Linked DNA regions of Homo sapiens: regions 1, 2 and 3 are each linked to region 4. The links are chromatin contacts, found by Hi-C or POLR2A ChIA-PET in ENCODE. All regions are on one chromosome and are shown on one strand. The core of a region is the stretch at or near the end of the contact, and the rest is flanking DNA. Distances in the headings are between cores, read along the strand shown. Region 1 holds the start of DNPEP-AS1 (DNPEP antisense RNA 1). Region 2 holds the start of ZNF142 (zinc finger protein 142). Region 3 holds the start of WNT10A (Wnt family member 10A). Region 4 holds the start of RPL37A-DT (RPL37A divergent transcript).

The links. Hi-C counts contacts between places; a loop is a spot of excess contacts on that map. ChIA-PET counts read pairs that join two places held with the same protein, here RNA polymerase II (POLR2A). Pooled maps may share reads with other maps.
Region 1: a loop to region 4 is called in a map of CD8-positive, alpha-beta T cell, with 10 times the contacts of the local background. The contact joins the promoter of DNPEP-AS1 here to the promoter of RPL37A-DT in region 4. A Hi-C loop is called at or near these places in 4 of 168 maps with a recorded cell type or tissue (CD4-positive, alpha-beta T cell, CD8-positive, alpha-beta T cell and naive thymus-derived CD4-positive, alpha-beta T cell), 2 of 37 single-sample maps with no recorded cell type and 12 of 50 pooled maps. POLR2A ChIA-PET finds 5 or more read pairs at or near these places in 1 of 52 experiments (Caco-2).
Region 2: a loop to region 4 is called in a pooled map, with 26 times the contacts of the local background. The contact joins the promoter of ZNF142 here to the promoter of RPL37A-DT in region 4. A Hi-C loop is called at or near these places in 11 of 50 pooled maps.
Region 3: a pooled map shows a loop between it and region 4 (3-fold over the local background). The contact joins the promoter of WNT10A here to the promoter of RPL37A-DT in region 4. A Hi-C loop is called at or near these places in 1 of 37 single-sample maps with no recorded cell type and 5 of 50 pooled maps. POLR2A ChIA-PET finds 5 or more read pairs at or near these places in 1 of 52 experiments (activated B cell).

What each region holds. Positions count from the first base shown.
Region 1 is chr2:219,387,136-219,393,695 of GRCh38, reverse strand. DNPEP-AS1 (DNPEP antisense RNA 1) reads right to left here and starts at 5,126. Exons shown (of 4, transcript NR_183823.1): 1 at 4,900-5,126; 2 at 4,648-4,809. It overlaps DNPEP (aspartyl aminopeptidase), which reads left to right and starts at 5,784. Exons shown (of 15, transcript NM_012100.4): 1 at 5,784-5,937; 2 at 6,533-6,560. The coding sequence starts at 5,902. RefSeq lists silencers at 4,983-5,132, 5,213-5,732, 5,753-5,992 and an enhancer at 6,257-6,560.
Region 2 is chr2:218,654,048-218,660,872 of GRCh38, reverse strand. ZNF142 (zinc finger protein 142) reads left to right here and starts at 1,250. Exons shown (of 11, transcript NM_001379659.1): 1 at 1,250-1,504; 2 at 1,743-1,893; 3 at 1,997-2,172; 4 at 4,410-4,723. The coding sequence starts at 4,444. It overlaps BCS1L (BCS1 ubiquinol-cytochrome c reductase complex chaperone), which reads right to left and starts at 1,190. Exons shown (of 8, transcript NM_001079866.2): 1 at 1,130-1,190. RefSeq lists enhancers at 1,067-1,196, 2,007-2,126.
Region 3 is chr2:218,875,255-218,882,141 of GRCh38, reverse strand. WNT10A (Wnt family member 10A) reads right to left here and starts at 1,290. Exons shown (of 4, transcript NM_025216.3): 1 at 1,034-1,290. The coding sequence starts at 1,146. RefSeq lists silencers at 1,215-1,354, 1,375-1,584, 1,805-1,864.
Region 4 is chr2:216,493,735-216,500,248 of GRCh38, reverse strand. RPL37A-DT (RPL37A divergent transcript) reads left to right here and starts at 1,497. Exons shown (of 4, transcript NR_183317.1): 1 at 1,497-1,642. RPL37A (ribosomal protein L37a) reads right to left here and starts at 1,405. Exons shown (of 4, transcript NM_000998.5): 1 at 1,372-1,405; 2 at 851-979; 3 at 218-300. The coding sequence starts at 1,374. RefSeq lists enhancers at 1,329-1,718, 1,899-1,988 and a silencer at 4,091-4,160.

The sequences.
Region 1 (6,560 bases), core at 3,877-6,376, 2.9 Mb before region 4:
ATGAAACTCTCCTCCAGGAAAGCAAAGAAGCAAATGGCCCAGGAGATGCAATAGGACCTCTGGGCAGTACAAAGAACACACTTAGGTTAGTGGTTGAGTTTAAAGCAAGCTTGTCCAGCTGGGTGTGGTGGCTCACACCTGTAATCCCAGCACTTTGGGAGGCCAAGGCAGATGGATCACTTGAGGTCAGGAGGTCGAGACCAGCCTGGCCAACATGGTGAAACCCTGTCTCTACTAAAAATACAGAAATTAGCCAGGCATGGTGGCTCATGCTTGTAATCACAGCTACTTGAGAGGCTGAGGCAGAAGAATCGCTTGAACCCAGGAGGCAGAGGTTGTGGTGAACTGAGATCATGCCACTGCACTCCAGCCTGGGCAACAGAGCAAGACTCTGTCTCAAAAAAACTAAAAAAAAAAGTAAGCTTGTCCAACCCACCACCTATGGACCACATGCAGCCCAGGACAGCTTTGAATGCAGCCCAACACATATTTGTAAACTTTCTTAAAACATTATGAGATTTTTTTGAAAGGTTTTTAGCTCATCAGTTATTGTTAGGGTTCGTGTATTTTATTTGTGGCCCAAGACTATTCTACTTCTTCCAATGTGGCCCAGGGAAGCCAAAAGACCGGACACCACTGGTTTAAAGTGAGACCAGGCAGCGCGGCTTGGATGTTTCTCCAGCCACACAGGTTGGAGCAGGGGAGGAGCTGGTTGCAGTCAGGGTTGGGGTTTTGCCAGGCAAGTCCGCAAATCTAGAGCAGGAACTTGAAGGTGTGTGCGAGGGAGTGAGCACAACAGTGGAATGTATGGCTCATCCTAGGTAGGAGAGTCATGAAGACAGGAGTGAGGAATAGGGAAAGGTAGGATCAATAGTTTGTAGTTCTAGGCTGGACGCGGTGGTTCACACGTGTAATCCCAGCACTTTGGGAGGCCAAGGTGGGTGGATCACCTGAGGTCAGGAGTTCAAGACCAGCCTGGCCAACATGGTGAAACCCTGTCTCTACTAAAAATACAAAAAATGAGCCAGGCATGGTGATGCGTGCTTGTAATCCCAGCTACTCAGGAGGCTGAGGCAGGAGAATCTCTGGAACCCAGGAAATGAAGGTTGCAGTAAGCCAAAATAGCGCCACTGCACTCCAGCCTGGACAACAGAGTGAGACTCCATCTCAAAAAAAAAAATTTAACTGGGTGTGGTAGAGGGCACCTATAATCCCAGCTACATGGGAGGCTGAGGCAGGAGAATCACTTGAACCCAGGAGGCGGAGATTGCAGTGAGCTGAGATGGTTGCCACTGCCCTCTAGCTTGGGCAACAGAGCGAGACTCCGTCTCAATAAAAAAAAAAAAAAAAGACATATGTATCTTATAAACTCACACTGAAGTGTATGTAACTGACTTCTATGTTCACGCAAAAGTATTTGCACTTTAATATGTGTTAAACCAAAAAGATGAATGAATAATGGTAGCATTGTAAACATCAGCCGAGATCTTCCAGGGAAGATTTTCTCAGAAGGCCAAGGGCAAGAACGATTCTCAGAAACTTTTTCTTTCTTGATCCCTAGTCATCCCTTGACTTTGCCACCTGAACTCCAAATCCATCACCATTCCCTTACCCAGAGGTGACCATTATCCTTCCAAACCTGTTTCTATCCATTTACATATGTATTTATATAACATCTAGAAATATAAATTTAGCTCATTGTGTGAGTTTTATCTAAAGGCCCTCACCTTACATTCTAGAAATTGCTTTTTTTTTTCACTCAACAGTATATTTGGAATTCTTTTCTGTAACAATTCCTAAAGACTGACCTTTTTTTTTTTTTTATGAACTGCTACACAGCACTTTAAAATACTGTGTCTCAAGCATTCAAATCATCTAGGAATCTTGTTAACATGCAGATGCTGATTCTATAACTCTAGGGTAAGCCCTGAGGTTCTGCATTTCTAAAAAGCTCCCAGATGTTATTGACATTGCTGGTCAACAGATCACACATTTAGTAGCAAAGATGTACAGTACGGGTGGAATAGTGTGCTGGGGCCAACTTGGACAAGCTCATGAGAACTGATTGTCAAATTTCCAGGAATTTGGTGAGCTTGTTGTTAAACACAGCAATCATTAAAAAAAACTAAATTATATACACTTACAATTAAATAAATTATATTACAGATAATGAAAACCAAAAATCCATCACCTTTCCAAACATTTTACTGCCTTCTTAAATCTATGCTGTTGATGTTATTTCTATCCATTGTGTCTGCATGGTGGAAATCTACATAATGGCATGCTTCCGCACAGCTCTTCCCAACTCCCTTCAGTGACATCATCTCGACAGCTTGAAATCGGCCACGGGGAACATTTACACCACAGAAATTTGGGTATAAAGGTCTGTGCAAACATACCCCCAAAGTTCAGGGAAGCTGAAAAGCCGACGAAAGAGGCTGACATATACAGTCTCTCAGAAAGAAACATTTCATAGGGACTTATGAATAGAGGCCATAGTTTCAGAGATGAAATGGTGGATTACCCTGCAAACCCAGGGCTTACATACCATAGGGAAACAATGTGTCAAACAATTGAAGTTGACCCCTCAGGCAAAGTCATGAATGCTATGTGAATCTGTCTAAGCGCAGGATTTATGGTAATAGTAGGTAAAGTAGAAAACTTAGAGTCATTCCTGGAACAGGTTGTTGAAAAGTCAACATGGCAGATTAGCTTCCCAGATGGAGTTGCTTTAGCCTCCAGAAAATGCTTGCATTACCCCAAGCCTTCTCCAACACTTGATATTACCCATCTTTTCCATTTTTGTTAATCTGCTCAATAAAAAGAAAAAGTATCTCATTTTTATTATTTATTAATTTTTTTTTTGAGTTGGAGTCTCGCACTTGTTGCCTGGGCTGGAGTGCAATGGCACGATCTCGGCTCACTGCAACCTCTGCCTCCCGGGTTCAAGCAGTTCTCCTGCCTCAGTCTCCTGAGTAGCTGGGATTACAAGTGCACACCACCATGTCCAGCTAATTTTTTGTATTTTTAGCCAGGCTAGTCTCAAACTCCTGACCTCGTGATCCACCCGCCTTTGCCTCCCAAAGTGCTGGGATTACAGGCATGAGCCACCACGCCCAACTGTTATCTCATTTTTAACTTGCATTTTCCTGTTTAAAGTGAGATTAGGTGTCTCATATGTTCATGACTAGAAATTTAACAATATTTCTTGCTCTTGTAAATATAGCCCTTTTACTTTTTTCTTTTTTACCCAAACCAAAAATGGTCAATAAGAACCTTTTTACTTTTATATTTTCTAGGTGATTATTGTACAAGAAAGTCAGTGTTTTTTAAATTAGGCTACCCTTCCTACCAGTTCTAATAATAGCTTGATCGTTTATTTTCTTGGGGATTCTAGATAATCATATAATCTATAAATAATGACCAATTTTACTTTTGCACATATAGAATTGTTAATTTTGTTTTGTGGTACTGGCTCTGACTACAGCTCCACATTGTCTAGCAGCAGTAATAGCTCATCAATGTCTCACTTCTGATTTGAATAGGAACACTTCTGTATTTCCCTCCCAAAATGCTGGGATGACAGGCGTGAGCCACCACTCCCGGCTCACTTTCTAAGTTATGCATTTTGGTGATGTTTGAATCTCTTACTCAAGCATGTACTCTTTTCTGTGATCAGAAAGAACATTAAAGGTGGTTCCTTATTCAGGTTGTCTCCTTCCCTTATACATTGTAGCCTTGTTTCGGCCCTTTCACTGTCCTCCTTGAATGTGTCCCCTCCCCAGGAGGTAGAGGACAAGAATGCTCTCTCCATGTCCTGCTCAGCATTGAGCTTTATACATAATTTTATTTATTTATTTATTGAGACAGAATCTCACTCTGTCGCCCAGGCTGGAGTGCAGTGGCACGATCTCAGCTCACTGCAACCTCCACCTCCCGGGTTCAAGCGATTCTCTTGCCTCAGCCTCCCAAGTAGCTGCTGGGATTACAGGCACGTGCCACTACACCCGGCTAATTTTTGTATTTTTTGTAGAGACGGGGTTTCACCATGTTGGTCAGACTGGTCACGAACTCCTGACCTCAAGTGATCTACCCGCCTCGGCCTCCCAAAGTGCTGGGATTACAGGCGTGAGCCACTGCGCCAGGCCCATAATGGTATTTCAACAAACGGTTAGGGAATGCCATGAATTTAAGCCAGCACCTAGTGGGTGAATTCTTGAAAACTCCCCTGCCATATCTACTAGTTTGAAGTGAGGGCTGCAGGACCTTTCCAGCCTCTCCCCATCCCACCCTGTCACTCCCCACCCCAGGTATATAAACGGCAGGTTGCTCCATAAACCTGTGATCTCTGGAATTTTGTTTGAACCCCTGGTAGCTGGGCCCTGTTTTGGATCTAGAGGCCACCAAGAGTCCTGATCAGTTCCTGCAGCTAGGAAGGTGCATGGGGTTTAAACGTGCTACTCACTACTCCTGACATGGGAATACTGGAACTGCCAATAATGTGGAATTTGTTTTTCTGTTGTTTTTAACAAATGGAAAGGGCACAGATATCAGAGTCAAATCCCAGATCCACCCAAACAGCTATGTGATCTTGGGCAAGTCAACTTCTGTGTCCCTTGTGGACCTCCCGTGTAACATAACACTTACCAAAGCGCATAGAAAAAGGTCCAGAAAAGATCTGAGAGAAGGCTGTAGGGTTGTTCCAGGCCTCTGCAATCAAACTGATGGAGTTCAAACCCCACCTGTGCCGTTTATTACCTCGACGGATCACTAGTCTCCGTATCTCAGCTTTCTCTGTTCATGCATAAACTGGGGACAGTAAGAGTACATAGTTGATGGGGCAGTTGTGAAGATTAAACGAGGTAACAGGCCAATCTTTATCATAAAGCTAAAGCTCACCGTGAGCGCCCCATGGACATTAGCCTTATTGCTTTTATTGTCACAAAGGTGGCTGTGGCGAGAGACAGCACTTTGTACCGTACCCGTCGGACCCGGTGAGCTGGAGGGGCGAGCTTTTTATTGGCCTCGAGGCCCGGGGCACGGGGAGGCGGGCCGTCCGCGGCTGTCCTAGCACCTCCGCGGCAGCAGAGGGCCCTGGCGGCGGCTGCGGGTCGCGCGGCGTGGGTGACGGGGGTGCAGGGCGGGGCCTAACGAGCAGCCCCCGCAGGGGCGGAGACGAGGGCGGGCCGGAGGCGGAGGCGCGGCCTGGAGAGGGATGGGGCGGAAGCGGGGCGGGCGGTGCAGCCTAGCGAGGGGCGGGGCGGACGAGGAAGCGTGACGAGCGGCGGGGCGGGTGGAGCAGCCTGGCGAGGAGCGGGGCGGGGTGGGCGGCACGGCCTGACAAGGGGCGGGGAGCGCAAGGAGGCCTGACGAAGGGCGGGGCGGAGCAAGGGCGGGGGCAGGGCGAGTAGTGGGGTACAGCGAGGGCCGGAGCGGATGGGGGAAACCTGGTGAGGGGCGGGACAAAGCGGGGAGGGCGGTGCAGCCTGGCGAGAGGCGGGGCGGACGAGGAAGCTTGACGAGGGGCGGGGCGGGCGGTGCAGCCCTGCGAGGGGCAGGGCGGGCGGTGCTTCCTGGCGAGGGGCGGGGCGGGGCGGGCGGTGCGGCCAAGCTAGGGGCGGGGCAAGGGCGGGGCAAGGCGGGTGGTGGTGCCCAGCGAGGGGCGGAGCGGACAGGGTAAGCCCGCCGAGGGGCGGGGCTGACCGAGGTGGGCGGGGCGGATGCCGAGGGGCGGGGAGAGGTGGGCGGGGAGGCCAAACATGGGGCGGGGCGGCGCGGCCGGGGAAGCGTGATGAAGGCCTACGAGTGCGGCGCGGCCTGAAGGGGCACGCGGGGGACCTGCAAAGCTAGTGAGGGGCGGGGCAGGCGGCGCGGTGGGGGCGGGCCGAGCCCGGAGGCCAGATGAGCGGACACAGCCCCACGCGCGGGGCCATGCAGGTAAGTGGCTCCCGACGGCCCCACTTGAATTTCGATCCCAGACCGGGTCCGGCGCCCTCCGGGGCCCAAGCTTAGCGCGGTGCTGCAGTGGGGCCGCCTGACCCAAAGCGAAACCGAAAGCCCCGCGGAGGGTGACCTGACGACTTTCCCGGGACTGGAAGGGGGAGTCCTGCGAGAGACTAGGTGGGTGCGAGAGAGGAGTCAGGGTGCTCCTTGGGGTACAGGGCTTTGGCTCCGGGCTGGGTACGCGCACGTGATGCAGGCCGCCTCAGAGTATGGGGCCCGCTTGGGATCCCGGAGTTTGGGAGCAGAACAGGATTTCCTAGCTGGGCAGGGACATGGGGGCGGGACTTAGGGAGTCGGGCTAAAGTTCGGATTAAGGGGCGGGCCTGGCTCATGATCCTGGGCCGGCGGGCTGAAGCTTTCAACGGAGTTTCAGCCCTGGGTTTGGGTCTCTCGGTGGGGACGGGCGGAAGCAGAGGTCTGTGCCTTAGAGTGGTCACTTCTGGGGGTGGGGATGGGAGAATCCTCGGAACCTGGGTGAAAGGTCAGGGGTCCCAGACCTTGTAAAAGTCTGAGCATCCCCCTCCCCTAGGTGGCCATGAACGGTAAGGCCCGCAAAG
Region 2 (6,825 bases), core at 1-2,500, 2.2 Mb before region 4:
CCACAGGTCAGCATTACTGTGTGGGTCAATACCCTCCTTTTGTGGGGTAAGGGTGGTATTGGAATGCAAGGGTGGAGGCTCCAGGTCCCTCATCCCATTTTGTCCTTCATTAGTCTACTCATACCTGTTTCCTACCAGAGGACCATGTCTGGAGATGCCTTAAACCAAAAAGAGCTATATAAACAGGCTTCACATCAGGGTAATGGATGGACAGGATTTTTGTGGTCCCTGGGACCAGCTATGATAAAAAGGGGTCCATTGGCTGCAGTCAGCAAGGGAGAAGCGTCCGTTGACTTGTCAGTAACCCTATGTCTTGTTATGAGTAATGTCCTTCAAATATCCTCCCCCTTACGTCCCCAATATTTAACGTCTTGTTTAGACCTTTATTACCTCCCACCTAAACTGTCTTTAAAATCGTAGTTCTTGAAATGGCATTTTAATAGGTCTTCACCTCCTGCTTCACGGAACATCTACACAAGGGTCCAGATCTTTCATCATAGGGATCAGCTCCAATACCATATCTCTCTCTGCTCCAGCACCTTCAATGGCTGGCTCCCAGCAGACCCCTGAATTGGGTATAAACTCAGCCTGGTACTCAAGGCTCTCTACAATACGGCGCCCACCTACCTTTCATGGATTAGCTCCTAACACTACCTGTTTAGCAAATATGCAAATACGCAACAAATATGTTCAACAAGTAAGCAACCTCCCAACTCCTTGCTCATGCAGTGCTCTTGGCTCGGAATGCCCGTTCTTTTCTCCCTCATTCTCCCCAAATGAAAATCTGCCCATCTGCTACTTTCTCCACGGATCGTCACATCGTAGACAATAAGATCCTGAGGGACAAGAGCAAAGTTGTTTCTAGTACACCTCTCCTCCAACCCCGAACCCCGGCCACTTTGCCCTGCGCCTGGCATGCAGGGAGGTGAGCTGACAGCAGTGACCTCGGCTGAGCCTCAGAACTGGGATCCAGAATTCCAAAACACCTATGCATGGAAGGCCACAGACAAAGCTCTCCCGTCCCCGGCCCCTCCGCGACACCCAGGAACCCCCTCCTGAACCTCGCCCACACCCCAGCTCGCGCCTCCAGCCACATGGTTTGGGGTAACCCGTCACTCAGCCCTCTCACCGCCGTGACTCTCTGGCCCTCCGTCTCGATGGTTTCACCGCGCCTGCACCTTGGGGAAGCTGCGTTCGGCCCCGCCCCGGGTCCTTTCATCTACTTCCCGCCACACCCACAGAGAAGCCCACGCCACTCTACCCCAGAGCTCTCGATGGTGCTTCTCCGGCTTCAGGGCTGGAGTGGGGGTGGAGGGCGGGAAAAACCACAGAGACAAAACATAGAGTACCCCGGCAGCCGGCAAGAGGAAGAGAGAGTGGCTTCCACATCCCCAATATCCTAGAGGCGGCTGAGCCGGAGGCGGTCGCACAAAGCGGGCCCCGGGGGCCGTTCCAGCCGCGGCCGACCATAGAGATGCGGCTCCCGCCGGCTCTGGGTCTGGAGGTGAGTGAGCGGCTGCGGGGCGGAACTGGGAAGGGAATGCGGGTGGAGCGAGCTGGAGGCAAAGTTTTTCGAGCCCCGGGATCAGGGTGGGCCTGGGCGCTGGGAACTCTCGGAAGGAGGTACTGAAGGGAGCACCCAGACGAGCTGGGCCCCGGCGCTGCAGTCGCGTCACGGTTCTGGACCCCGCCCGGGTACCTGCTGCTCTCAGGACAAAATCATGACGATGCTCCATCCCAAGCCTTCCAGGTTACAAACCGCCTTTCCAGTTCGCTGGCTCTTATGATCCAGCTCCTGCCCGACGATGTGGACACTGTCATCACCTCCATTTTACAGATAGGAAAGCTGAGGCCCAGAGAAGCGAAGCGACTGTGTCTGTCCAAGACCACGCGGTGAGTCAGAGCCAGAGGCAGGTGGGAACCTGGGTCGCTAGGCCGGGGCCCGTTGTTTCTCCAGGCCTTCTCTCTGCCTTAGTCTGTCCTTTCTCTTCCTCAGCCCTCCTGCCCGGAAGATAAGCGTATTTCTTCTCTGGTGCCCACCTGTCTCCTACCTCACCCTGCCCTCCCGCAGGTGAAGGTTCTTAATCTTGACGGCTCAGCGTCCTCCTTGGCTCCCCCCGGAGGCCATGTATGGTCAAGCTTGAAGATTCCCCAGAACAGCGATAATATTCAGTAAGTGGAGGCTGCAGTTTCCAGAGAATCCCTCTGACCACGGGAGTGCACTTTCCAGCCACCTTGTGAATCCCTGTGATCTGTTGTTTTGAGTCCATGGGATTCTGGAAATAGGGACTATCAGATTGCAGGATCTTGGTTTTTGTTTGTTTTTTTTTTGAGACGGAGTTTCGCTCTTGTTGCCCAAGCTGGGGTGCAATGGTGCGATCTCGGCTCACTGCAACCTCCGCCTCCCGGGTTCCAGCGATTCTCCTGCCTCAGCCTCCCGAGTAGCTGGGATTACAGGCGTGTGCCACCACACCCTGCTGATTTTTTGTATTTTTAGTAGAAACAGGGTTTCACAATGTTCGCCAGGCTGGTCTCGAACTTCTGACCTCAGGTGATCGGCCCGCCTTGGCCTCCCAAAGTGCTGGGATTACAGGCCTGAGCCACCGCGCCCGGCCTGGTTTCTTCTTCTTTTTTTCTTTTTGCATCTTGTCTGTGACTCAATTTCATGAAGTGATTCCCATCATTCTTATTAATTACTAATTATTCAGCTTAAACTCATTTTAGCCATGTATAACAGGGTATGCAATTCAATTGTCATTCATTCCTCAGTTATGTTCCCATATTTAGTTTGAGGCCATAGTCAGTTAATGAGTTTGAAATTTCTCCAAATGTGTTACGTTATAGGTGAGGAACCACTGGTTTTGTACAAGATACCTAGCTTTACTCCAATGCAGCTCCATATCTGTGGTTCTTCACTGGAATCTTCGATTGTGGGTGATTTGTGTTCGTTGAAGTGATAATGTCAGTATCACAAAGTAATATCATTGAAGTGATAATGTCAACAAATTACTAAAAAAGCTATACATCTAGGGAGAGAGACTGACAGGTAAACAACAGTGCAGTGTGACCTCGTTTCTGATAGGGCTGTGTACAGAGTGCCCTTAGGACGCCAGAAGAGAGAAGATAAGAGTTTCGGGAAGCCAGGCCCGGCGCGGTGCCTCACGCCTGTAATCCCAGCACTTTGGGAGGCCGAGGCAGGTGGATCACCTGAGTTCTGGAGTTCAAGACCAGCCCAACCAACATGGAGAAACCCCATCTCTACTAAAAATACAAAATAGTAGCCAGGCGTGGTGGTACATGCCTGTAATCCCAGCTACTCAGGAGGCTGAGGCAGGAGAATCGCTTGAACCCAGGAGGCAGAGGTTGTAGTGAGCTGAGATCGTGCCACTGCCCTCCAGCCTAGGTGACAGACTAAGACTGTCTCAAAAAAAAGAATGTCAGGAGGCCTTCATGGTGGAAGTGACATTTGTGCAGCTTCTTCAAGGATAGTTAATTGGTTAGCCAGATAAGAGAGAGAGATTGAGAAGGGGAAAAGGCATATCAAGCCAAGAGACGCAAAAGGCTGTGAGGGTATGAAAGCAAAAGAGAATGTGGTGGGTCTGGAGAATGGCACATCATCTGGTTCAGAGATCTGCTGAGGGGAGAAGTGGGAGATGAGTCAGGGGAGGTCAGCAGGAGCCAGATGATGAAGGAAGGGCCTTCCTTATAATCCATGCTGAGGAATAGTGAGATTATCAAAGGTTAAGAGGGAAAGGGACCAGGCAAGGTGGCTCACGCCTATAATCCCAGCACTTTGGGAGGCCAAAACGGGCAGATCACCCAAGGTCAGAAGTTCGAGACCAGCCTGGCCAACATGGTGAAACTCCATCGCTGTTAAAAATACAAAATTTACCTGGGCGTGTGTGGCACATGCCTGTAGTCCAGCTATTGGGGAGGCTGAGACAGGAGAATTGCTTGAACCCAGGAGGCGGAGGTTGCAGTGAGCCAAGATCACGCCACTGCACTCCAGCCTGGGTGACAGAGCGAGACTCTGTCTCAAAAAAAAAAAAAAAAAAGGACTTCTGAGATATTTGGGCCCCACCTAATTTTGTTGCAGATAAGAAATCTGAGACCCAAATTGCTTAATGACTTGGCTAAGGGCACTTAGCTAGCAGAAGACAACCTGCAGTCATTAATATATTGGCCAATACTTGTTGGCTGTCTCCTAATATTCTGTTATCATTTTTATACTTTTTGTTCTGAACATTATCATAAAAGAAAGCCTCTATTTAGTCTCATATGGTATATATGGCATATTGCCATGCAAGAAAATGCCTAAGTGGGTGGGCACTGGGCTGTGTACCCACGCCAGCCAGGAAGAAAGTAAGAACTCTAACCTTACTTTGTTTTTCTTCTGGTTGGCTTGTCAGCATTTAAGAAGCCAAAACACACAAGTCGGTGGTGATGACAGACCCCCTTTTGGACTCACAGCCAGCCAGTAGCACCGGGGAGATGGATGGACTGTGCCCTGAGCTATTGCTGATCCCCCCGCCTCTCTCTAACCGTGGAATCCTGGGGCCTGTCCAGAGCCCCTGTCCTTCCCGGGACCCTGCACCTATACCTACTGAGCCAGGCTGCCTGCTGGTAGAGGCCACAGCAACTGAAGAGGGACCAGGGAACATGGAGATCATTGTGGAGACAGTAGCTGGAACCCTGACCCCAGGTGCTCCTGGAGAGACCCCAGGTACAAACACAGTTGCAAGCAGGCCAGTGGGACAAGCAGCTCTGAGGTTTTGTCTGGGTTATTTTTGATTCTGTATAAATATGATGAGAACACAAGGTAGCATCCTATTTTTATACTTGGAGATGTTGTCATTTGGTTTGCAGTTGGTGCATGTTGATTGAAGGCTGGCGAAGTGGTGCACAGCCTTCTACCAAGCTTTTGGCAGTCTGTCCTGCAAGGGCTTCATGTGTGCTAGGCAGTAATCCAGAAAGTAAGACCTTTCTGACACCTCCGCCCAATCCTGGCTTGTCCCTACTCTTACAGTCCTTGGAGATTCTTTCCTCCATATTGACCCTCCTACCCAGGAACTGCAGCCAGGGATTAAGCAAAAACCCTGTCTCTACCACCCTGGGCTTGGCAGGGCTTTCCAGAAGTGATCTGGTATTTCCCTGCCCTAGTTTTTTGTGTATAACATACTTTACTCATCCGAGGCATGTTGTTAAGAATAAGAGTTGAGGCCTGGTACAGTGGCATGCACCTGTAGTCTCAGCTACTTGGGAGGCTGAGGCAGGAAGATTGCTTGAGCCCAGGAGTTAGAGGCTGCCGTATGTTATGATCATACCTGTGAATAGCCACTGCACTCCAGCCTGGGCAATATAGTGAGACCCCCATCTCTTTAAAAAAACAAAACAAAACAAAAAAGTAGGAGTTGAGCATTTGTATTTATCTCAGATGAAAGATTCTCCCTTTATTCATCCCATTATCCTCACCTCTTATTTTTAGGAAGCTTCCCTGTTTTTTAATTACCGTCCTCCAGCCATAGTTGTCACCACTTCAGTTGGCACTGTAGTATAGTGACAAAGAATATTGGGAAAGATTAGCTAATTTGACCATATAATATTTCCAAACTTCCATATGGTGAAAGAAATTTAAAAAAATAAAAAGCCTAGGAAAAACATTCGCAATATGTAAGAAAGAGTTAATATCTTTAAAATTCAAAGAGCCACAGTAAGAAAAAGAAACCATCTTTTTTGTTGTTTGCTTTGCTTTTTTTGTTTTCTTTTGGTTTTGGGGGTTTTGTTGAGACAGGGTCTTGCTCTGCCACCCAGGCTAGAGTGCAGTGGCACAGTTACGGCTCACTGCAGCCTTGACCTCCTGGGCTTAAGCAATCCTCTTGCCTCAGCTTCCCATGTAGCTGGGGCCACAGGTGTATACCACCCACACTCAGCTAGTTTTTAAATTTTCTTTGGTAGAAACGAGGTCTCACCTTGTTGCCCAGGCTAGTCTTGAACTCCTGGGCTCAAGCAATCTTCCCACCTCGGCCTCCTAAAGTTTTGGGATTACAGACATGAGCCATCGCACCCAGCAGAAACCTTTTTTTTTTTTTAAATGGGAAAAAGAAATCTATGTGCAATGCTCTAAAGAAGAAATAAAAGTAGTAACCATATGGAAGGATGCTTAATCTCACTAGCAAAGAAATAAATTCCAGTTAAAAATAAGAGATGTGGCTGGGCATGGTGGCTCATGCCTATAATCCTAGCACTTTGGGAGGCCGAGACAGGCAGTTGCCTGAGCTCAGGAGTTTGAGACCAGCCTGGGCAAGATGGTGAAACCCCACCTCTGCTAAGATACAAAAAATCAGCTGGCATGGTGGTGGGCACCTGTAATCCCAGCTACTCAGGAGGCTGAGGCAGGAGAATTGCTTGAACCCGAGAGGCGGAGGTTGCAGTGAGCCAAGATCGCACCACTGAACCCTAGCCTGGACAACAAAGCGAGATTCTGTCTCAAAAAAAAAAAAGGAGATGCATTTTGGCATAAATTAAACATTTTTAATAATACCTAGTGTTGATGAGGCTATAGGAAACACTATGTTACAGCTTATGGAGATACAAATTAGTATAATCTTTTGAAGGTCAATTTAGCTACATAGCAAATTTTACAATTTGCATACTCTGACCACTAATTCCACTGTAGGAATGCACAAAGACACCGGAATTACAGTGGCCAGAGCAAGGATGAGGATATATAGGGGTGCTTTATTTGTAATGGTTGGAAACAGCCCAAATGTCCATCAGTAACGGCACAATTTATTTTTTAAAATTATTTTTAGAATGGGCAACATA
Region 3 (6,887 bases), core at 41-2,540, 2.4 Mb before region 4:
AGTGGGTACGTGTTTTGGGGGGACCAGGAGAGCCCCATCTAACAACACACACTCTGTCCCAACGGCCATAATCACTCCCTCTTCCAACCTCTGCTTCTGAAGGTTGGGCCCATCAGTACACTCCTACACATTCCTCTCTCCTTGACCTCCTCACAATCATCCTGCCCAGTGCAACTCACTCAGCTAGCTGCACACCCACACAGGTAAGCGTGCAAATGCACACACATCCACCATGCTTGTGGCCACAGTATTTCCTATGCACATCCCCAGGAATAGATGCCCATACACACAGGGTTCCCCACAAGCCCACTCCCACAGATATGTTTCAGTCACATTCACATAGACACACTTCTGCACACATTGTGGTGGACACACAAACCCAACCCCAGCACACTTACGCACATGCACACTTCATCAGACATAGTTACAGACACACACACAAAGACACTCCCATTTACACATGTGTTCATCTTAACATACATTGACCCATGAGCTCTCACATGCACACATGGGCACACATACAAACTACTGTTTACCAACACAGTTTGCTGGGATCCTGGGCTCGATTGAAAACACACACACACACACACACACACACACAGCTCTTGCAGCTGCAGTCTCTCACTGACCCCACCTGGGCTACCCCCTTCCAGCCTCCCAACCCCTGCCCCTACCTGGGGCTGAGCTGCAGGAAGGAGTGAGGCAGCTTGTGCTTACTCCTGAGGTGGGGGTGCATTCCCCCAACAGGGCAGGAACTCCAGACTGGCACTTGCTCCCCCCCCACACACACCTCCCCTCCTAGTTGCCATCATGCTCCTGGGCACTGCCTTGTCTCCCTGGACTGCCCATATCCTGTCACCAGTCCAACCCCCTCCTATGAGGGAGCTCACTGCCTTTGGTTGGGCACCAGCACTTTCCTATGACCCTGTCCCTCCCTTCTTCCAGGGTCCTCTACCCCAGCAAGAGCATCAGAGGCCCCTGCAGGCCGGGGTCCCAACTCTCTAGGAGGGCGGAGCATGAGGTGAGGGCTCACCTGGGCATGGCAGCAGCCAGCAGCAGTAGGAAGAACAGGAGCACCCAGAGCGCTGGCCGCGGCTGGGGCTGGGGTCGGAGCCGCAGCCAGGGGCGAGGGTGGGCGCTGCCCATGGCGCGCAGGCCCTGACGGGCTGGGAGTGGGGGGCTCACAGCCCAGTGGGACTGGAGAGCCAGGGGCGCCGGCGCATGATCGGCGGGGGGTCGGGGCGGCTGCGACACACAGCTCCGACTCGGGTCAGGGCTCCCGGAGCAGACGGCGCCCGCCTCCCCGCTCCATGGGGCAGCACCCCCGGGCACCGCCCTCGGGGGGGGCGGGGGGTGAAGAGCGGGCGAACCGGGCACCTCCTGGCACAGGGGTCCGGGGAATTTCCCGAGGCCCCCCCGCGACAACTCCCGGTGCCTCTCAAGGGTAAGGGGGGCCCGGAGGTGCAGCGGGCTGGGGACGGGAGGCTGGGGTGCCGGGGAACCCTCCAGCGCAGCGCCGGGAGCCTGCGCTTCCGAGGGCGTGCGAGGCTGGCTGGCGGGGGCGGCGCTGTCTGTGTCGGGCCCCACTGCCTGTAGAGTAAGTGACTGTCCCGGCTCGGGGAGCTCTGCCGCCTTCCCTTTCCTCCCCCCACCCCCCCGCCATTTAGTGTCTCAGGGCTCTACCCCACGTGACGTCACGCGGCGGGGCGTGGAGGCGTGTACGAGTCCCGAGGCCACTGCGTCCGCTGGGGACTGGGGGTGGGAGCGTCCCTGCTGAGGGCAACAGAGGGAAAGGTGTTGGGGTCTGTGCGCGCGTGCACAGGAAGATGCCTGTGTGTGGAGCGCGCTGGGTTGTGTGGGGGATATGTGTTACCGCGAGGTGTGTGTGCCTGGCAGAGACGCAGCTGCTGGGGAGCGCCCCCATCCCACCCCAACACACACACCTGCAGGGGCTGGAGGGGAGGGGCTGGCCTCTGTGTTTCGCCTCCTCCGCCAGAGGAGGGACTTCCCCCAGGCCTGCCTGGTGTGAGGCAGGTGTGGGCTCCTGCAGAGGAGTTTGGCAGCCTCTGGTTTCTTCTCCCCTTTGCTGTGTGACCTTAAACAGGTGCCTCCTGCTCCTGCTCACGGAGACCTCCTCTGCCCCTTTGCGGAATGCGGCTCATGGGGACCACCTTGTCTCCTCAGTGAGCCCGGGGAGGCAGCAGTGTCAGGCCCCCAGAAAATGCTTGCGTAGGAGCGCCCGGGGTGGCACGTCCTGGGAGGAGGCGTTAGAGAGACTTTTAACCCTAGAAGTGGCCGTTGAGATAGTTTATTTAGCTCCCCTTTATTTCACAAGAAAATATCGAGGCTCAAAGAGGTCACACAGCAAATTAGCGGAAGAGCGAGAACCGAACGCAGCTCTCCTGACTCCCAGCGCAGCAGCTGCCTCCCCAACACTGAGTGTTGCCTGCCTGTGCCCGCAGATACTCTCAGTCTTGTCCTGGCCCTCCCTGGCCCCACCTGCACATGGTCCTCTAGGAGGTCCCTAATACCAGCCTCCTGGCTCAGGTCTACTTCTCGCTGAGATCTTCCTGTCCCTCCACCCCAACTGAACACTGGGCCCCTCCTCGATATAGTGCAAGTGTGCTGGGCCCAAGCAAGGGCCTGAGAGCCAGAGGGCAGGGGAAAGGCAGCTCTGCCGTCTGTTTCTGGTGCTAGCCTGGGCCCTGATAGTGGATCGTGCTCCTGCCCTGTGCCCTCGGCATCCTCCTCTGTAAAATGGGCACAAGCCTTTACACAAACATGCCCCTCTCTCTGAAGAGAGCCCCTGCTGGCTTAGGAACAAAACTATGGGAGCCTCTGGGCTCAGAGACAAAAAAGGCCCATTCCTGGAATTGCCCATCCCTGGGGAACTGAAGGAGGGGGTGGGGCCCTCCTTGTCCCCAGACTGTCAGGTGGTGGGGGCGGCCTGAGCAACAGCAGGCTGACGGCATACTCCCCCCTCCTTTCCCCCTCATCTCTGCCGGCAGCCACCGCAGCTGTCAGGAATTAAGGGCTTGAGGCTGCTGGGGGTGGGGGTGGGGCAGTGGGGGGGGAGCAGTCTGGCTGGACTGCAGGAAAACAGCCAGGGGCAGCAAGCAGACTGCGTCAGCTAGAGCCTTATTTGACCCCAACTGCCCCCTGCCCTCCCCACTCTCCCTACCATGCTGCAGAAACGGGGACAGCTTGGGACTAGCATTTGGGAAGGGTAAGCGGTAAGGGTAAGGGTGGGACCAGACTCAAGACAGGAGACAGGCACCAGCCCAGGATGAGAGAGGACACCAGCAAGCTGGAGAGTCATATTCTTATTGGCTGTTGGGGAAACTGAGGCCCAGAAAGAATTAGGAACGTGACACAGGGAAGGGACTCATAATCAGCTTACAGATGTCCTTATTCCCCATCACGCGCTCACACTAGCATTTCCCACGCTTGATGCAGCACAAGTGTCCCCTGGGGTGGGCCATTGTGGGAATGCGGATTCCAGGCCCCATGAAGTTGAATCAGCCTTTCCAGGGAAAGGCCTGGGTGTCTGTCTTTCTAGCTAGCATCCCCAGTGATTCTGGTGGGGACTCCTTTTGGGAAACGCTGCTGACCTGGTTGAGGAGCTGATTTAGTTTCCTTTGGCATCTCTCTGATGAGGGGGTCTCTTTTCTTCCCCACCTCCACTGTCTGTGAAATACAGAGGTGCAAAGGAGACCGAGAAAACCCTTTCTTAAAAAAAAACAAAAAAGCCTCCGGAGGCAAATAGTGATACTGAGGCTTGCACTCAGGCGTGGCTCTGCCCTGGTGTCAGGAGGGTCTAGGAGTGCCCAAGTCAGAGCACTTCTCAGTGAAGGGAGGGGAGAGTCTGTGTTGGTCCAGAGCCTTGGCATGTATGTAGGTGAGGCCCAGAGACTGTCTGCCCCTGGGGTCCCAGCCCCAAATGACCCACACCATGGCCAAGCCCCTATCAGCACCCCCTAGTCCCCACCCTGGCCCTGCCCTGGGCCCTGGCCCTCAGCCCAGCCCCAGCCCCCGCAGCCGCCGCCTAAGACCACAATTACAGGGGCCACTGGGGGGCGGGGGAGCACTGGGGATGAAAGGCAGCTTGGAGAATGGTTCCAGCTGTGGCAGCTCTGGAGAAGGTCACAGGGAGGAAGGGCCGGGGAAGCATGGGGGTGAGAACAGGTGGGACCCTCACAGCCCCAGCCTAGCCCAGTCCAGCCCCAGCCCAGTCCTGGTGCCCAGCTGGAGAAGTTTGTCTTGCTGAAGAAGAACGCCAAGGAGCCACAGACCAATAAGGAGGCTCTTCATTCCATTGTCCAGGCCTCAGAGGCCACCAACCCTCAGCAAGGTAAGGGGGAATGGCTTGCTGCTGCAGTCTCCCCAAACTCCCAATGTGTTTGGTCATTGAAAGGGAAGGGAATTGTTCCCCGAGCCCGTGGCCTCAGGCTGATCCTAGGCCTTCCACTCGGCCTCCTCACCCATCTGCCTGTGTTCCGCCTGTTCCTGATGTGGTCACACACACATCTGGGGTGCCTCTTTGCACTTCCCCCATCTCCCCAGTTCCACATGTCCCCTGCCATTCAGCCAGCAGGGGACTTTGATGGCTCAGACTGCCTGAGGCTGAGCAGCTGGATGAGCAGGGGTGGGTGGTGGTGGGAACTCTACTTCCGGCCCCTTCCCAGGCAGCAGGGCAACAGCACAGATCTATCTCTGGGCTCAAAGAAGATAAGGCTAGAAGTCCCAATGGTGCCTTCTGGTAATCACTCCCACCCTTCATAGAAGGCAGTGCCCAGACGCCTTCAGGGCTTGGTAACAGAAGATGGACCAGTAACATGTGGCCAGCAGTTTAAAGATGGAAGTGCATTCTCACAATGTGCTAAAAAGCAATCAGGGACCCCTATTAGGTGATAGGAAGTGCTCAGATAGGTTAACTGACTTGACCAAGGTCAAGCTAGCAAACAAGGCATTTTTCATTGTACCATACAACTTCCTCTGAATTCCTTTTAACCTGCCTAGAATGGTGCCAGTTCATGCCACTTCCCCAGCTTCCCTCCCTGGCATTGTGGAGGAAGATGTCCAGCATCTTCCACCCTATCTCACCCCCTGCAGGACCCAGCAGTGGTAGAGTCTGGGAGGCTGGCATCCCAGCCCTAGGTCTGGGCCAGCCCAGACGTCCCAGACAGTCTGGAACCCTAGAAGCTTGACCCAAGCTGTCTGTAGGTCTCCTTGCTTCCTTTCAGTCCTATCCTCTCCTGCCCACCACTCTCTGAGTTTCCCAGATGTCCTGCAGGTCCTGTCTGTCGCTCCCTGTTAATAGAGAAGCTGGGCTCCGCATGCCCTCTGGTGGTCTCTGAGAGAAGTGCAGGAGTTTGGGTTTTGGGCTTGTTTGGTTTTTTTGTTTGTTTGAAGATAAGAGCAGAGCTTTGGGGAAGGCAGATCTGTGAATATAAACCTTGCCCTCAGGGAGCTTCATTTCTCCTCTATGTGGACCATAATGTATTTCCACTGTCTCCTTTGGTAAGTTAACAGAGTTTCCTTTGGTCAAGGAGTTCTAAGTCCAAATTCTCCATGACTTCCCTGAGGCCCAGACATTTGACCCAAGGGAGCCAAGAGGAGGCAGAAAGGAAAACCCTGGTGCCTCAACCTTCCCACTGCAGCCTGACACCCCTCCCCACCATGAGCCTTGAGGATTGAAGCAGGCTAGGTCACCGAGTGAATGCAGGGGCATTGCGGGGGAAGGACAGGGGTCCTGGAAGCCACGGTGAGGGTCTGTCACATCCAGAACGAGCTCCCTTTCCTTCTGTTTCATTTGAAGGACTGTGCTTTGCTCCCTGTGCCTGCCCCACCCCCCTGTGGTTCTAGAGAGGCTGTCAATCCCAGGCATGGTAGTACATCTCCCTAGACACCATTATTGGTTCAGGAATAGGCAAATGACCAAGCTGAACTAAGCAAGGTCTTCCTTGGGACTTCTGTTGGAGACAACTGGGAAAGTCATTCTTCTGCTTTTGGATCTAAGACTGCATATAGAGCTGTCATGGAGAAAGTCTGCAGGAGGAGATAATGAGGACAGTATGCCAAGAGAGGCAGAGATAAGCAGAAACAATAGATGCAGAGGCGAGGGAGAGGGAAGGAGATGAGAAAGAAGCCTGTGACACCACGTGAGCCCCTGGGTTCAGCTGTACCTGAATTCAGACTAACCTCTGGACTTCCCTGGTATAAAAGCCATTCATTATTTCTGTTTGGCCTCAGCTAAAAGTCAGGTATCTTCATTTGCAATCAGGGCCTGCCCAATATCTGCAAAGCATCATATGTCTGTCCCCATTCTCACAGTAACTATCATTTACTAAACATATGTTTGACAAATTATGTGTCACAAGCTATGCTAAAGGCTTTCATATCTCAAAAAAAAATTCTCCCAACAATCCTGTGAGGGTGTGGGACAGATTATGATGGCTGCAAATTATTTGCCACTCCTCCCATTGAGAGGTGGAATTAATTTTCCCTCCCTTTGAATTTTGCCTGGCTCTGTGAACTGTTTTGACCAATACACAGTTACAGTGATGCTATGTAACTTCCAAAGCTGGACTTGAGAAGATACTTACAGCTTCTGCCTTCAAGTTTGGTACACTTTCCTTTGAAAGTCAGTTTTGGCCGGGCGCGGTGGCTCACGCCTGTAATCCCAGCACTTTGGGAGGCCAAGGCAGGCGGATCACGAGGTCAGGAGATCAAGACCGTCTTGGCTAACACGGTGAAACCCCATCTCTACTAAAAATACAAAAAAACGTATCCAAGTGTGGTGGTGGGCGCCTGTAGTCCCAGCTACTTGGGAGGCTGAGGCAGGAGAATGGCATGAACCCAGGAGGCAGAACTTGCAGTGAGCTGAG
Region 4 (6,514 bases), core at 248-2,747:
AGTCTGTGAATTAGATTTCCGACTTCTATTTTGGTAGTTTTGTGTTTACTCTTTCAATAACTGAAAATAAACCACCACGGAAGAATCCTGAAAATACAAAGGCATCCTTATTCTCTCAGTCCTGAGAAAGTGTTAAAACTAGCCCATCCAGCAGCAACCTGGAATTTGGGCCTATGTGGTCCACACACTTCCAAATACCACAAGGAACTAGACTCACTTGTACGTCCAGGCACCGCCAGCCACTGTCTTCATGCAGGAACCACAGTGCCAGATCCCCACAGCTCGTCTCTTCATCTTGGTCTATAAAAGAGAACCAATTTTCACTATGAACCAAGTAAGTATTTTCTCTTACAAGCATCCAGAAGTCTAAATTTGGATTCACCTTATTGTCAGGGATGTGAAAGCCTCCCTTTCTCCCTCAAAAACAAAACAGGGATTGCTGTAATGCAGTATTTTGCACATAAACGTTCAAACCTTTATCAAACAAAAATCCCTCGCAGAACAAGTAGAATGGTATTAGATGCACAGACATCTTGGGAGTTGGTGCAGAAACATCAGTAGACAAAACTGATGGAATCATTTCCCACAAAGCAGGTTTGGCTTAGGCTGGGGGCACTCTGTCAAATGATTATTTTACCCATTAACGTTTAAGCGGTTTTCTTTAAATGAAAAACGTCTCACAAAATCTGAAGTTACCATCAACACTTTTATCTTAAAACTCATAATCAACGGTATGAGTAATTCCAACTGCCCACCAGCACACGGCTTATAAAATACCTTGAAGTCAGGCCTCACTTGGGTAAGAAACCTGCCCTCCCTCTCCTCTCACCAGAGACTTTGCCTTACTTACTTTGCCACAGAAAGAGCAAGTGTACTTGGCGTGCTGGCTGATTTCAATTTTCTTCACCATTTTCCGGAGGGAGGCCCCATAGCGGGTCCCGTATTTACCGACGATCCCGACTTTCTTGGTACGTTTGGCCTGTTTAGAGTGAAGGGAGAAACCAGTGATAGACCTGGAACCCAGGCAGGCCCTGGAGCCTCCACACACCGTTCCTCCACCTCACTGACGTGTGACCGACATGTGAATTACATATGACCTAGTTTTCCCTAAATTCAACCCAACGAAACCAGTGCCCAGGGCTGGCCGCGCGCTCCGAAGGCCCGGCGTTAACCCGGCTGGAGCGCGCCAGGCCCAGCCAAGGCGCCCCCGCCCCTCCGCCTTGGGGAGCTTCCGACAATGGTGTCTCCTGCAAAGGCATGGAGACAGGAGAGAACACGGGGTAAGGCAGGAGAGGAGATGGGTGCGGGAGAAGAAAACAAGGACAGATGCAGGCAGATAGAGTTCTAGGCCGCACAGAGACCCACACTCACCATGTCGCCGCGACCTAGGTCCGAGCCCAGAAAGGAAGAGACGCGGTGCGCAGGCGCGGTATTAGGCGGACGAGCGGAAGTGGCTGGTAGAGGCCTAGCTAGGAACTGAGCTCTATGGTTTGGGCGTTTTCAGGCGGCCTCCTGAGAAATGTTTGCAATTGTAAGGCGTCTCTCTCATCCAGGTTTACCCAGATTCGCAAACTATGGCGACAAACAACCATAGCAGAAGCATGTCCGGATTATTTCACATATATCACAAAATCCTGCAAAGGTACGAGTTCCTCCATTCGATGCACAGCACTTGGCTTGGAGAAGTGCATAAATCTTACATTTGTGGGGCCGGGCGCGGTGGCTCACGCTTGTGATTCTAACACTTTGGGAGGCGGGGTGGGTCAGGAGTTCGAGACCAGCCTGGCCAGCAGGGTGAAACCCCGTCTCTATTCCAAATCTCATTTATTTCCCCCTCTGCATTATGCTCTCTAAAAGTGGCTGACTGTGCAGGATGCTAGCGACAGTGGTGACTAAAATCCAAGGTTCCATTCCCAGAACAAGTTGCAGGCCAGCTGCAAACGATCATATAGCCACATTAAGAAGTTAGACAGTTTCAAACTGGTCAGAGTTCTGAAGGAAAGGACGATGGTTCTGCTCGCGACTAATTCAGAAGAGCCTGGTGTTTCCTGAGGAAAGTCTGAGATTGGAAGGCTGGGGAAAAGTTAACAGTCACCTTGGAGTTTTGTGTTCCAGCTGCTGCATCTCAGTGCGGATGGCCTGCCTTCCACTTCATTTCAGAACTCACTTCCATGGCCCCACACTAGGCTGTTAAGACAGCTTCCTGGTCCAGGCCTGAACCCTTAAACTCCAACATCTTACCCTTTACCCACCGTCAATTCTCTGTCCCTCCAGGTCTCTCAAAGGGGTCAGCAGGGAAGAATTGGATTTCTGGTTGAGGCCGGGGGTGGGGAGGGTGTGTTCTGGAACTAGACACATGATCTTCTTTCTTCACGTAGAACACACACACTAGGAAGTTTGGTTGCCTTTTTTCAGGGGATGGCTAATCCAGAGAATAAGAAGCTCAGAAAACTACTGGAATAAGAGTGTAAGAGAGAATCCATGATTAGAGGGCCAAGAAAGACCATGGGAGCTGAAAGGCATTGTGTGGCCCTGATTCCAATCAGAAGTCCGGTAACAAGTAGCTTCCGTTCCCAAAGCTTAATATTAACTGTCTCAAATAATTTTGCACCTGTTCACTTTTCCTCACAATTGTATTAAAGTCAACTTGCATACCTGGGCTGAGGTGGGAAGATCATTTGAGCCTGGGAGGTTGAGGCTGCAGTAAGCTGTCATCACGCCACTGCAGTCCAGCCTGGACAACAGAGTGAGACTCTGTCTCAAAAAATATATATGAATCAAATCAAATCAAAGCAACTTGCAAACAGCTATGTACTTCATATGGTTACAATTGTTGGAGGGTAACACATGGTAGGCACTGAGTATTTTATGTGGATGTTCTCATTTAATTTTCCATTATCCTTTATGATAGGAATGATTATTATCTTCATTACTAAGAAAAAGAGAGGAAGTCTCATGTAATGATTAGGAACTTAGAGGCTCTGGATTCAGTATGGGTTCAAAACAGAACTCTGCTATTTACCAGCTGTGGGACCTCTGACAAGTTATTATATACTTTTCTTTCTTTTTTCTTTTTCTTTTTTTTTTTTTTTTTTTTTTTTTTTTGAGACAGAGTCTCTCTTGGAAAAGATTCTTTGAGACCAGGAGTTCTAGGCAGCCTGGACAATATAGCGAGACCCCATCTCCACACACACAAAAAAATAATAGGCCAGGTATGGTGACACACATCTGTGGTTCTAGCTGCTCAAAAGGCTGAAACGTGAGGATTGCTTGAGCCCAGGAGTTCAGAGGTTACAGTGAGCTATGATCACACCATTTCACTCCAACCTGGACAACAGAGTGAGATCCTTTCTCAAAACAAAAACAAAAAAAGAAAGAAAAAAGAAACTCATCTCAGGGAAGTTAAGAAACTTGCTCAATGTCACACAGCAATTAGAACTCAAATCTGGTCTGTCTGATCCCAAAGTTAGTTCTCCTAATTGCTAGCTTGTACTACGCCAAATCATAATATTTAGTGCACTGAAAAAGCACATCAGAAAACATAGTTGAATTAAAATCAGGTCCCTGGCACTCAGTCTGGGCCAGGATCTGTAACTACCTTGTGGTTTGACTTTAGGTAAGCCACAGTCCCCACATGGAGAACCACCTCCCCACCTCCCAGCAGCCACCATCTTTATTTACAAGGAGCTGGACCAGGTGGTCTTCAAGGTCCTGTCCAGTTCTTCCCTCCTATGATTCCAGGAAGAGCTTCCAGACTTTGAGTGCCACTGGGGCAGTGACCCACCATGTGCTTTATGTCAGCACATCTTGCACAATTTTGTGGAATAAAGGTAGTTGTCTCTTTATCCTCCCCAATCTGTTATTCCAGCTCTGGCTGTGTAAATTCAAGGAGGAGAAAAAGCAAAAAGTAGTGGATAGTGGGAATAGTCAAATTGATTTTTGCATACATTTTTTGCATTTTCTAATTATCTTTTATAATGAGCATGTGTTTCTTTTATAATCTAAAAAAACTACCATTAAAAAAAAAACCCCAAACATCTCCAGTAACGACGAGTATACCTACTGCCCCAGATCTCAGGGTTTGTTTTTATTTGTTTTGTTTTGTTTTGAGACAGGGTCTTGCTCTGTTCCCCAGGCTGGTGTGCAGTGGTGTGATCACAGCTCACTATAGCCTTGACCTCCCCAGGCTCAAGCAGTCCTTTCACCACAGTCTCCTGAGTAGTGCCCAAATAATTTTTTTATTTTTGTAGAGACAGTCTTGCCATGTTGCCCAGGCTGGTCTGGAACTCCTGGGTTCAAGCAATCCTCCAGCCTCAGTCTTCCAGAGTGCTGGCATTTCAGGCATGAGCCACCATGCCCAGACCCCAGATCTTGGTTTATAATATCATTCTTTAATAAAAGGAACCAGGGCCCCTTAGAGAAGTGACTCATTCTAGGACTGCAGCAGGAAATATACAAGGCGAGCCTGCAGTATCTTGTGCCAGAAAGTAAGGAAATGTTCAGAAAACCCTACACTGATGGGGATATGTCAGAGAGACACAGGAGTCAACTGAAAGAACTCCGAATGGCCAAAGCTAGAAAATTTTGAGCAATAAATAAGGTAGTATTGATTTAACCCAAGTGTAAAATAAATATCCATGGGTCCATGTGGATATAAATAAATGATAGACTAAATAAATGAAAGACAAGAGGCAACTCTCTTTTGCAGAAGAATTTATTTTTTCTTTTTTTGAGACCGAGTCTTGCTCTGTCGCCCAGGCTGGAGTGCAGTGGTATGATCTGGGCGCACTGCAACCTCTGCCTCCTGGGTTCAAGCAAGTCTCCTGCCTCAGCCTGCTGAGCAGCTGGGACTACAGGCATGCACCACCACACCCAGCTAATTTTTGTATTTTTAGTAGAGACGGGGCTTCACCATAACGGCCAGGCTGGTCTTGAACTCCTGACCTCGTGATCCACCCTCCTCGACCTCCCAAAGTGCTGGGATTACAGGTGTGAGCCACTGCACCCGGCCAAGAAGAATTTCAAATAATTTATGTGGATATTCTGCTCTCAAGGAGGGTGAGCATAACTCCCCACTCCCTAAGTGTGGGCTGCACAGAATGACTTCCTTCCAAAGAGCACAGTATAGAAAGGGGAAAAAAGAGTAACTTTATAGCCAACACGACCTCAGCCAAGGTGATGAAGGTCAACATCAACAGTGATAATCTTGTTACTATGTCCCCTTGATGTGGAATGAAAATGGCACTTTGCCTCTGTGATCTTTCTCCCAAAACCCATAACCTCAGTCTAATCATGAGAACAATAGACAAATTCCAAAAGAGGGACATCCTTCAATATACCTGACCAGGGCTCCTTAAAACTGTCAAACCAGGAAAGCCTGAGTAACTGTCACAGCCAAGAGGAGCGTAAGGTGACATGATGACTAAATGTAACATGAAATCTTAGAACAAAAAAAAGACAATACGTTAAAAACTAGGAAGATCCGAATAAACTACAGACTTTAGGTCATAATAATGTATTAATCTTGCTTTATGAATTGTAACCAATTTACCATACTAATGTTAAGATGTTGCCGGGCGCGGTGGGTCACGCCTGTAATCCCAGCACTTTGAGAAGCTGAGGCAGGCAGATCTCGAGGTCAGGAGATTGAGACCATCCTGGCTAACACAGTGAAACCCTATCTCTACTAAAAATACAAAAAATTAGCCAGGCATGGTGGCACATGCCTATAATCCCAGCTACTCGGGAGGCTGAGGCAGGAGAATTGCTTGAACCTGGGAGGTGGAGGTGGAGTGAGTTGAGATCGTGCCACTGCACTCCAGCCTGGGCGACAGAGCAAGACTTCATCTCAAAAAAAAAAAAAAAAAAAAAAAAGTTAACAATAGAGAAAATTGGGTAAGGGTATACAAAAATACTCTCTCCTCAATTTTTTTATATAACTATAAAACTGTTCTACAAAATAAAGTCTATTTTAAAACAACCACCACCACCACCCAAGGAGGTCACCACAAGTCAATTCCATGAGGACAGGGCTTGTGTTGTTCACCTCTGCATCCCAGGACCTATACAAGAGCCTGACGTGTCAGCAGTAATGTCTGTTGAATGGGGGATTGTTACCTTGCATGGTATAATGGTGATGGGTATATGAAGCGTTTCATGTGTTTGGGTTTCTCTGCTTTGTAAAGTCAGTCCAGTTATGTCAGAACTGAAAAAGGCTTTAGAGATAATGTAGCCCAAACTGGAAACTGAGGCCCGGGGGGTCAAATGACTTGCCCAAGGTCACATAGCCATTAAGTGACACATAAACGTGTGTTCGCTCCACTGTATCACATGATTCAAGTCTCTAAGTCTCTTTCCGCAGCTGCAAAATGAGTATACTGTACAATAAAGGGTCTCAGGAAGATAAAATAACTTCCATGAAGTGTCTAGTGAACATTTTAAAATAGTGGCCAGTATGTTTGTTGAGATGCTGCTGCTGCTGCTGCTGCTACCTGATTTCAACATCTCTTTCTGC